Regions from separate parts of the Homo sapiens genome. Here regions 1 and 3 are each linked to region 2. Evidence: chromatin contacts called from ENCODE Hi-C or POLR2A ChIA-PET data. All regions are on one chromosome and are shown on one strand. Each heading gives the region's core, a stretch centred on a gene start or an enhancer-like site at or near the end of the contact. The rest is flanking DNA. Distances are from core to core; before and after follow the strand shown.

Region 1 (2,718 bases), core at 161-2,660, 410 kb after region 2:
ACACATTTAGTCCTTTCTCTCCTCAAAACTTCAGACCTGAGAGTTCACTTGGATGGCACACAGGCATCTCACCTTGGCATGTTCAAAGCAGAATTCTCAGTCCTGCTCACACCAAACATCAACCCTTCTCATAGCCTTTCTGTTTTAGTAAGTGGCACCACCGTCCCTCCAATTGATCAAAACAAAGGTTTAGGAATTCTTTCCGATTTTCCTCTTTCCCTCACTCCCCCTACCCCAAAGCAGTTTGTCAGTTAACACTGCCTGCTCCTCCCTTATAGTATGCAAAATCCACCACTTTCACACCACTACCCAGGGCCAAGACATCAACATCCCCTCTCTCGTGAACTATTTCAGTGTTTCCACCAAGACTTCATTCTCCACTTAGCAGCCAAAAGGTAAATCTCAGCTAAAAGGTAAATCCTATCCTGTCGCTCTTCTAAAATCCCTCCAGTGGTAACTGGAATAAAATCTAAACTCCTCCCACTGACTCACACAGCCCTACGACACCCGACATTCATAACTTTTGACTCAACTGTTACTATTTCCACTCCCACCCCGAGCCCCACCCCTAACTCCACTCTGGTCACACAATCCTTCTTTCAGTTCTTCAAACATTCCATGCTTATTCCCAGCTAATGGCCTTTGAGCTTGTAGTTCTCTCTTTCTGACATATTTTTCCTTGTTACTTTTGTCTGTCTGTCTCCTTTCGTTATCCAGATCTCAAGCTTAAATATTACATCTTTAGAAAGGTCTTCCCTAACCACCCAATCCAACCTACACCTAGTTTCTCTCCATCAGATCTTTTGACTTTAATTCTCTGCATGATGTCATCATGAGCTGCTATTTCTTCTTGTTTACTTCCTCTTTTTTCTCTGTCTGCCCTTCCCAACCCAACCCCTCCATACATGTCTTGAATTTTAGTTGTAACTCCAGTGCCTACAACAGTGCCTAACACATAGCAGGTGCTAGAAAATAATTTTTGAATACATGAACAAGCAAAGAGGGAAAGGACAATCACTCAGACAAAAGGAGACAAAAGGAGCATAAAGGACTGAAAAAAAATATTCAGCGTAGTGAGAAGCTGGGAGCACAGAGAGTAGGAGGGAGCAGGGTGAAAAGGACAGCGGAGAGCAGAAGCCTCCAGCCCACGCAGCACTCGGAGGGATTTTAAGGAGTTTCATCTTCATCCAAATACTAATGAGAAGGCAGACACAGGGCTGAGAAAAGGATAATATGCTAGTGATCTTGAACTCAAACTGAAAGAGACTTAATAGGAAAAATAAGGCCACTGCTGTAGTGATGGGCCCCCGGGTAGTCAGAGCAGAAATGCACTGACCCACATCAGTTCATTTCTCTCCCCATGGCACACACAGTCATCATCACTTCCAGCCTCGCCACCATGAAGTGAACAACAGCCCGTGGAATGAACTTTCACTTCTTCAAGAGCATAATGCTGCTTTCCAACCCAGGCCCGCCCTGCATGCGGTTTCCTCTACATACAAAGCTCCTCCAACTTCCACATGCCTAGTTAACTCCTTTTTTCCCCTTCATTTCTCTGCTGAAACCTCATTTCCTCAGGAAAAGCCTTCTTGGACCCTCTCCCCGCACCATACTGTGTCAGGGCCCACTGTTATAGTTCCCTGAACTGTAACTCCAAGAAATTACCATTCTTTCTTTCACAGCAGGAATCAGTATCACATGCGGTTGAAAATGAAAGCTGTTAGACTGCGTAGCATCCCACATTTTCTACGTGGTAGCTGTGTAAACATAGGCAAATTATATAATCTCCTTGAAGACTTCAGTTTCATTATCTGTAAAATAGGAATAATAATAGTCCCTACTTCAAAAATTTTTTTTTTTTTTTTGAGACGGAGTTTCGCCTTTGTTGCCCAGGCAGGAGCGCAGTGGCGCGATCTTGACCCACAGCAACCTCCGCCTCCGGGTTCAAGAGATTCTCCTCCTCTCAGGGGAGGCCTTCCCATGCCCCGACAGTGCAGAGATGCCCGACTGTGCAGTCTGGGTTTGGTGGCTGCAGCTGTGCCCGAGGGGGTGGGGCTCCTTCCTGCTCTGTGGAGTGGGAGGCCCGAGTCTGCAGCCATGACTTGGGCTGTTGTGGCTGCACCTGGGGAATTCCCTCCCCATCAGCTCGGAAGTGTTGTGATTCCCACTTGTTGCCAGCTCCACGGAGTGTGCAGCCCTGGCTGAGCTTCGCTGTTGCAGCCAGCGTAATGGCAGCGGCTGCCCCAGATGGGCTGCAGGCGCCATCATTAGCACAGCCCTCTATGAAAAGCATTATGGCTATTTCTCAAAGAACTAAAAGTAAATCTACCATTCAATCCAGCAGTCCTACTACTGGGTATCTACCCAAAGGAAAAGAAGTAGTGATATTGAAAAGACACCTGCATGTATATGTTTATGGCAGCACAATTCACAATTGCAAAGATAATGGACCATCAATTGATAAGTGGATAATGAAAATGTGTTATATATACACCATGGAATACTACTCAGCCATAAAAAATAAACAAAATGATGTCTTTTGCAGCAACTTGGATGGAGTTAGAGGCTATCATTCTAAGTGAAGTAACTCAGAAATGGAAAACCAAATATATATTCTGACTTCTAAGTGGGAGCTAAGCTATGGGTACACAAAAGCATACAGAGAGGTATAATGGACACTGGATACTCAGAAGTGGGGCGAGTGAGCAGGGGTGAGGG
Region 2 (2,700 bases), core at 32-2,531:
TACACACACATACACTTAGTATATGTGTGTGTGTGTGTGTGTATATATATATATCTGTGTGTATATACACACCACACACACACACACACACACGTATTGGAGGAATAAGAAATATTTAATAAAATCTACACAATTTCAAAAATATGACCAAATACTGGTGGTTCCTCATTTACCAGTAGAACTCTCTCTACAAATGGAAAGTGAGAAGTCTATGAAGTTACCTTAGTTTTTCCAATTAAGACTGTTCATTGATTGTATTTCTTCTGTCTCTATAAGTACCATATTCCCAATTAGTATTTCATCAGTTATAAGACCCATCATTATTTTGTGTGTAACTGAAAATGAAAAAAAGATTTAAAATATGACTTAGTAGTTAGAATTTTTATCTTATACGCCTTTAAGTAAATACAAGAGAACTGTTTCAGCATAGATTTTTAAAAATCATGTGTGTAAAAGAGAATGAAATATTAATTATGATATTTACAAAGCTCTGTACATTCAGAATTGAACTCTTTCTGCATCTCTTTTTTGAATCAGAGTTGTCATAAACCACAATTTTTCACGGTAACACCCTCTCTGCCATCAGGATAAATAACATTTCTTAAAGGAATATTCTACTGCAGTCTCTGAGATTTTTTTCCCTGTCTTAGACATCCATTCTACAACTCTGATGCTGGCACATTTTTTATCTTGGCAAAAGGACTTAATAGAAAAATTTTAGATAACAATCAGGATTCATACTCTTCTCAATAGTCCTTAAATGGTTTATTGACCAAAAAGTAAAGAAGTAACAGTCCAGTCATATCATGGAAAGAACAACCAAATTCATGCATGCACAGGCAAAGACAACCATATCACTATGACCACCTGGCTGACAGTAACTGCAGGACATCAATTATTGTAAGACACTTCCTGTAATATGTTTAATTCCTCTGACATAAGGATTTATGTGAATTAGGAAGTGGCCCAAGGGTGAAAAGTAATAGGGAAATAGAGAAATAGAACCGATCCAAAGGAAAGGGGGAAAAAAACCCACAAAAAGTGTGATGTCAAGCAAAGCCTATTCTGGAGATGACTTTGGTTCACTCCCACGGGAGAGCCCTAGAGACAAAAAGGTTCTACAGTAGGTTCAAGTCAGAGGCCAGAGAACCCAGAGTATTTATACCTCTGCACCATCAGTTATTGAATGGGGGTGGGGGTGGGGGTGGGTGTAAATTTCCAGGTGCTTCCAGCCTGCAATGCAGTCAAAGCATGTTCCTGTAGCCTGAGGACAGCCGTCCAACAAAGAGGTGCAGGTGCTGAATGTTGAGAGTGAAAGCACAGGGAGCTGTCATGCATGAGAGTGGTAGAGGGATCTGAAAGTGCTAGCAGTGCCTATTATACATCCAAATACTAAAGACGCTTAGATGTGAAAAATGTGTGTCTTAGAATCGATAAAATATGGTATAGAGAATCAAGTCTCCTTGTTCCTGGTTTATCTCATAGCATACTTAAAATTCAGCTAAAGATGAAATGCCTTAACAAGTGAAATGGGCTTTCTGAAAAATTATTTCAATCAAAATTGTGTTAAAAGCTATTTCTAAAAACCCTAACATGAAATACTTAGAAGAGATCAAGTGGTTTGTCCCTGGACATTCAAGCAATTGAATGTCTAAACAATCCAAGACAGATAATTTTGTAGTATTTACTGTGTGAAGTGAACCTTTAAGGCTGTGGACAATGCAAACTCCCTCATGTACCTTGCTCCTTGCCAATTTCAAACAAACCTTCTCACCTATGATATAAGGCTTCCTTAGAATTATTGATTAATTATTTAAGATACAATAAAACCAAAGTATTTTTAAAACACAGTAATTATGTTAGTGCAGGTACATGACATAGATATCCTCAAATATTCTTAGGACATCTATAAATCACCACAAACATTCTGGAAAGCAGTCTTGGAACATCTATCAAAGGCCTTAAAAATTTCTTCTTCTGTGAATTTATCCTCACAAATGACCCCAAGTTTAGACCAAAATAAAAAAATGCTTAAAAGGCTTATTAAAGCATGATTTAAAATAGAAATGATTGCCTAAATTCCTGAAAACAGGGGAATGTCTAAATAAAATATGGTATCTAACATGATAGAAAATGTTTACTAATGTTTAATGATACCAAGAAAGTATCACAATAATAACATCAAGTGGTAATAACAGGAAACAGATCTGTATACAATATAAAACCAACAGTATTGTATATATAAACACCATAGAAGATCTGAAAAAAAATTAGATGACATTATTTGTGATATCTATTTTATTTATTATATTTTTCTGCATACTACTCTACAGTGAGCCTGTCCTTTATAAGAAAAAATGCTAATGATTTATTGTGTATGAAAAAAGTGTATCTGATTTGATTATATATTTTTATTTCCACTTATATTTTCTAGGATTATTTTGCTTTAGAATTCTATGTATAATCCTGTGAAAATTTGTAGTGTTGTAGGGACTGGAAAGATCAGAGATTATGTTATGGCCATGAATGAGGCCTGACCTGCATTGTCAATAACTAAATTGATTATTGTGGAAACAACAAAAAAATTCATTTTTTGAAATGAAAATCTTTATTGAAATAACTATTTTACCATTGTGTGGTCAGATTCACTGCATTTGATGCTTTTTCAGGATTTGTTTTTCCTGCTAGAAATGCTAGAGT
Region 3 (2,700 bases), core at 15-2,514, 340 kb after region 2:
CCAGGCTCCAAGCTTTGTTGTTTTAGTTGTATGCATTCCTTATTCTGTCTTGGAGTTGGGAATAGAACGTGAAGAGCTGGTAGGTACAGAAATAATAATGTTCTGAAGTCTGAACAAGTTCAATGGGGTTGCCTTGACTGGGTGCAGCAGCTCACATCTATAATCCCAGCATTTTGTGAGACTGAGGCAGGAGGATTGCTTGAGGCCAGGAGTTCAATACCAGCCTGGGCAACATAGTGAAACCCCATCTCTACAAAAAAAAGACAGGCGTGGTGTCATGACCTTAGAGTCCTAGCTACATGGGAGGCTGAAGTGGGAAGGTTGCTTGAGCCCAGTTCAAGGCTGCAGTGAGCTATGATCACGCTGCTGCACTTAAGCATGGGCAACAGAGCAAGACTCTGTCTCTTAAAGAAAAGAAAAATAACAACAAAAAACTGGTTGCCTTGGAAAGAAAGAATTTGCAAAGAATAGACTAGACTGGAGTTAGTCTCATTCCTTATCACACACACGCACGTGCACGTGCACACACACACACACACAATATTGCATCCTTTCTCAAAAGTCATTCTCTCCTGTGAGTTGCAAGGACAGCAACATCAGAAATGTACCAGTAACCAACTTCATTATACTACAGCATTGCTGACAGTTTGCATTTGGAGAATTTGACTAAAGACCACTTTGGGCTTCTTACCTTAAACAGTTACTTTTGTCACAAAGAAGGTGACGAGAAAACAGCAAGTAAGACAGAGCTCTCACTTCCTTCATCAAGCGGGATACATGTGCTGAGAGAATTGGAGCCACGATAGGGAGCAGTTTGTCTCTATGGAAAGTCTAGTGGTCTCTCCCCAGTGTCCCTTAGCCAGCCTCATACCATGGTGCTTTTCTTTCCTAGTGGAGCAGGATCCCCCAAAGAAAGGCCAGGCCCCTTTGGCCAGTGGGGCCCAGCGACACTTGGGTGCATCACCACCAACCGGATGGAGGGCTGGGCCTCGAGAGTGGCCTCGGGCGCGTACTCCTTACTGGGATCCTTGCCTCGGCAGTCGTATAGCACGCAGGAGATGAGGAAGACCAGGAGCAAGATGACGTAGCTCGCAACTAGGATGATCAGGTTCAAGGTAACAGGGTCGATCTCCAAGTAGAATTCCATCACTTCTCCCACGGTGGAGAAGTGGGTCTAGAGAAAGGCAATTGGGGTCAGTTTGGGCATTGCAGAGAGCAGATCTTAGAGCATCGGAATAGCTACATTGGCTCTGGAGTAAAAATACATTAATCCCTACTGCTCCAGGAGACCTCGAGGATTAAAGCTGCTCGGTTTAATAACTTAAGCTTGCTGTTAATACCACAGCCACCAAAACACAGAAGCTGTCTGTCATCAGTTCGCCTACACAGAGAGAGAAAGAGAGAGAGAGAGATGGCTCATGAGTTACTGGATCATGGTATATAAGTAGAGCATTCACATAATTCAGCATCCACACAGGCAGTTTGGTGAGCAAAAGTAAGTGTTGTTAATAAGCACTCCATGATGACAGCTAAAAATTGGATTGTCCTGGACAATTGTGCTGTCTTTGTATAAGGGATGTTTAGTGCCATGTATGGAGTGATTTGGAAGATTAGGTCAGTAGGCTTTGGAAGTAAATGTGATTCTTCAACAAGAAGAAGATACTAGTGCCTGATATTTTCACCCTTTCTTCATTTGTTGCCATGTTTCTCATTAGTTAATTCAAAACTACTTTTTGAGTACTTACTTCCTGTGTTTCAGACACTACACTAAGCAAAGGGGATATGGCAGTGATAAGACAGAGAAGCAGGTAGTCTAGCAGGAAAGATAGCCTTTAAACAGATAATTGCACAATTCGCCATTTAAGAACAGTGGAAATCAGTTTATAAGGGACAAATAGAGGGTAAGAGGACAGCGTGTCCCAGTGTGGGTCAAAAAAGCTTCCATGCAGAAGCAACATTTAACCTATGACCTGAAGGATAAGTAGAATTTAGCTAAGTGAGAAGAGACAGGGAAGATTCTTCTAGCCACAAAGAACTGCATATGTGAAGACCCGAAGAGAAAGGAGCCTGGAAAATTGCAAGCACTGAAACAAGGGCAGTGTGACTGGAGCATAAAGAGAATGGGAGCACAAGGTGGGAGAGGTAGACAGGGGCCAGAAGGCACAGGCACTTGTGGGCCATACTCAGGACTTTAGATATGATCCTAGAGCAATGGGATGCCATTGAATGCTTTTGCACAGGGGAGTGACACTACTGAATTTGCATTTTAAAGAGATTCCCAAAGGCTGCCTCAAGGATGCAGAAAAACAAGCAAATTGAGAGGAAGATCAGATACTGATCGGATTACAGTTATTCCTTGATGTACAAATCACTGTCCTGCCTCAGTTGTAGCCTGGTCCCAATAGTCCCGCATAGGCTACTTCATGGGCATGTGCCCTGTGCAGCTGCACAACGTTCCATTCTCAGAAAGAGCTCACACTTGGTTTAATGCTCTGCTGTTGCCATCTTGAAATTCTTAACTTTTCAACTTTGCACTGGGACCCACAAATTACGTATCTGGTCTTGGTCTCATATATGTATTTTTGGCCAGCTAGGGCATCAGTAGCCTTTTCTCCAATAGCTAATAGGACTTTTTGGATACTCCTAGTTAAAAGCTGAAGTTCCCAAAGGTCTGCTGGTTTCTTAGTGTTAAGCTTCAAT

What was found. Hi-C counts contacts between places; a loop is a spot of excess contacts on that map. ChIA-PET counts read pairs that join two places held with the same protein, here RNA polymerase II (POLR2A). Pooled maps may share reads with other maps.
Region 1: a map with no recorded cell type shows a loop between it and region 2 (5-fold over the local background). The contact joins two enhancer-like sites. A Hi-C loop is called at or near these places in 3 of 37 single-sample maps with no recorded cell type and 2 of 50 pooled maps.
Region 3: a loop to region 2 is called in a map with no recorded cell type, with 5 times the contacts of the local background. The contact joins the promoter of SMIM36 here to the enhancer-like site in region 2. A Hi-C loop is called at or near these places in 9 of 37 single-sample maps with no recorded cell type and 5 of 50 pooled maps. POLR2A ChIA-PET finds 5 or more read pairs at or near these places in 1 of 52 experiments (A549).

Annotation. Positions count from the first base shown.
Region 1 is chr17:55,575,786-55,578,503 of GRCh38, forward strand. No RefSeq gene overlaps it. Among named protein-coding and RNA genes, the nearest start is that of SMIM36, 66 kb to the left of the region's middle. RefSeq lists enhancers at 229-1,428, 1,108-1,177. Within about 2 kb of position 1,411, at least 29 of the 41 ENCODE cell types and tissues checked have a DNase peak (open chromatin) inside an H3K27ac peak, as active enhancers do.
Region 2 is chr17:55,168,175-55,170,874 of GRCh38, forward strand. It overlaps STXBP4 (syntaxin binding protein 4), which reads left to right. Exons shown (of 18, transcript NM_178509.6): 18 at 1-2,700. Among named protein-coding and RNA genes, the nearest start is that of HLF, 95 kb to the right of the region's middle. Within about 2 kb of position 1,282, at least 3 of the 41 ENCODE cell types and tissues checked have a DNase peak (open chromatin) inside an H3K27ac peak, as active enhancers do.
Region 3 is chr17:55,510,188-55,512,887 of GRCh38, forward strand. SMIM36 (small integral membrane protein 36) reads right to left here and starts at 1,265. Exons shown (of 5, transcript NM_001395421.2): 1 at 692-1,265. The coding sequence starts at 1,147. The coding sequence ends at 866.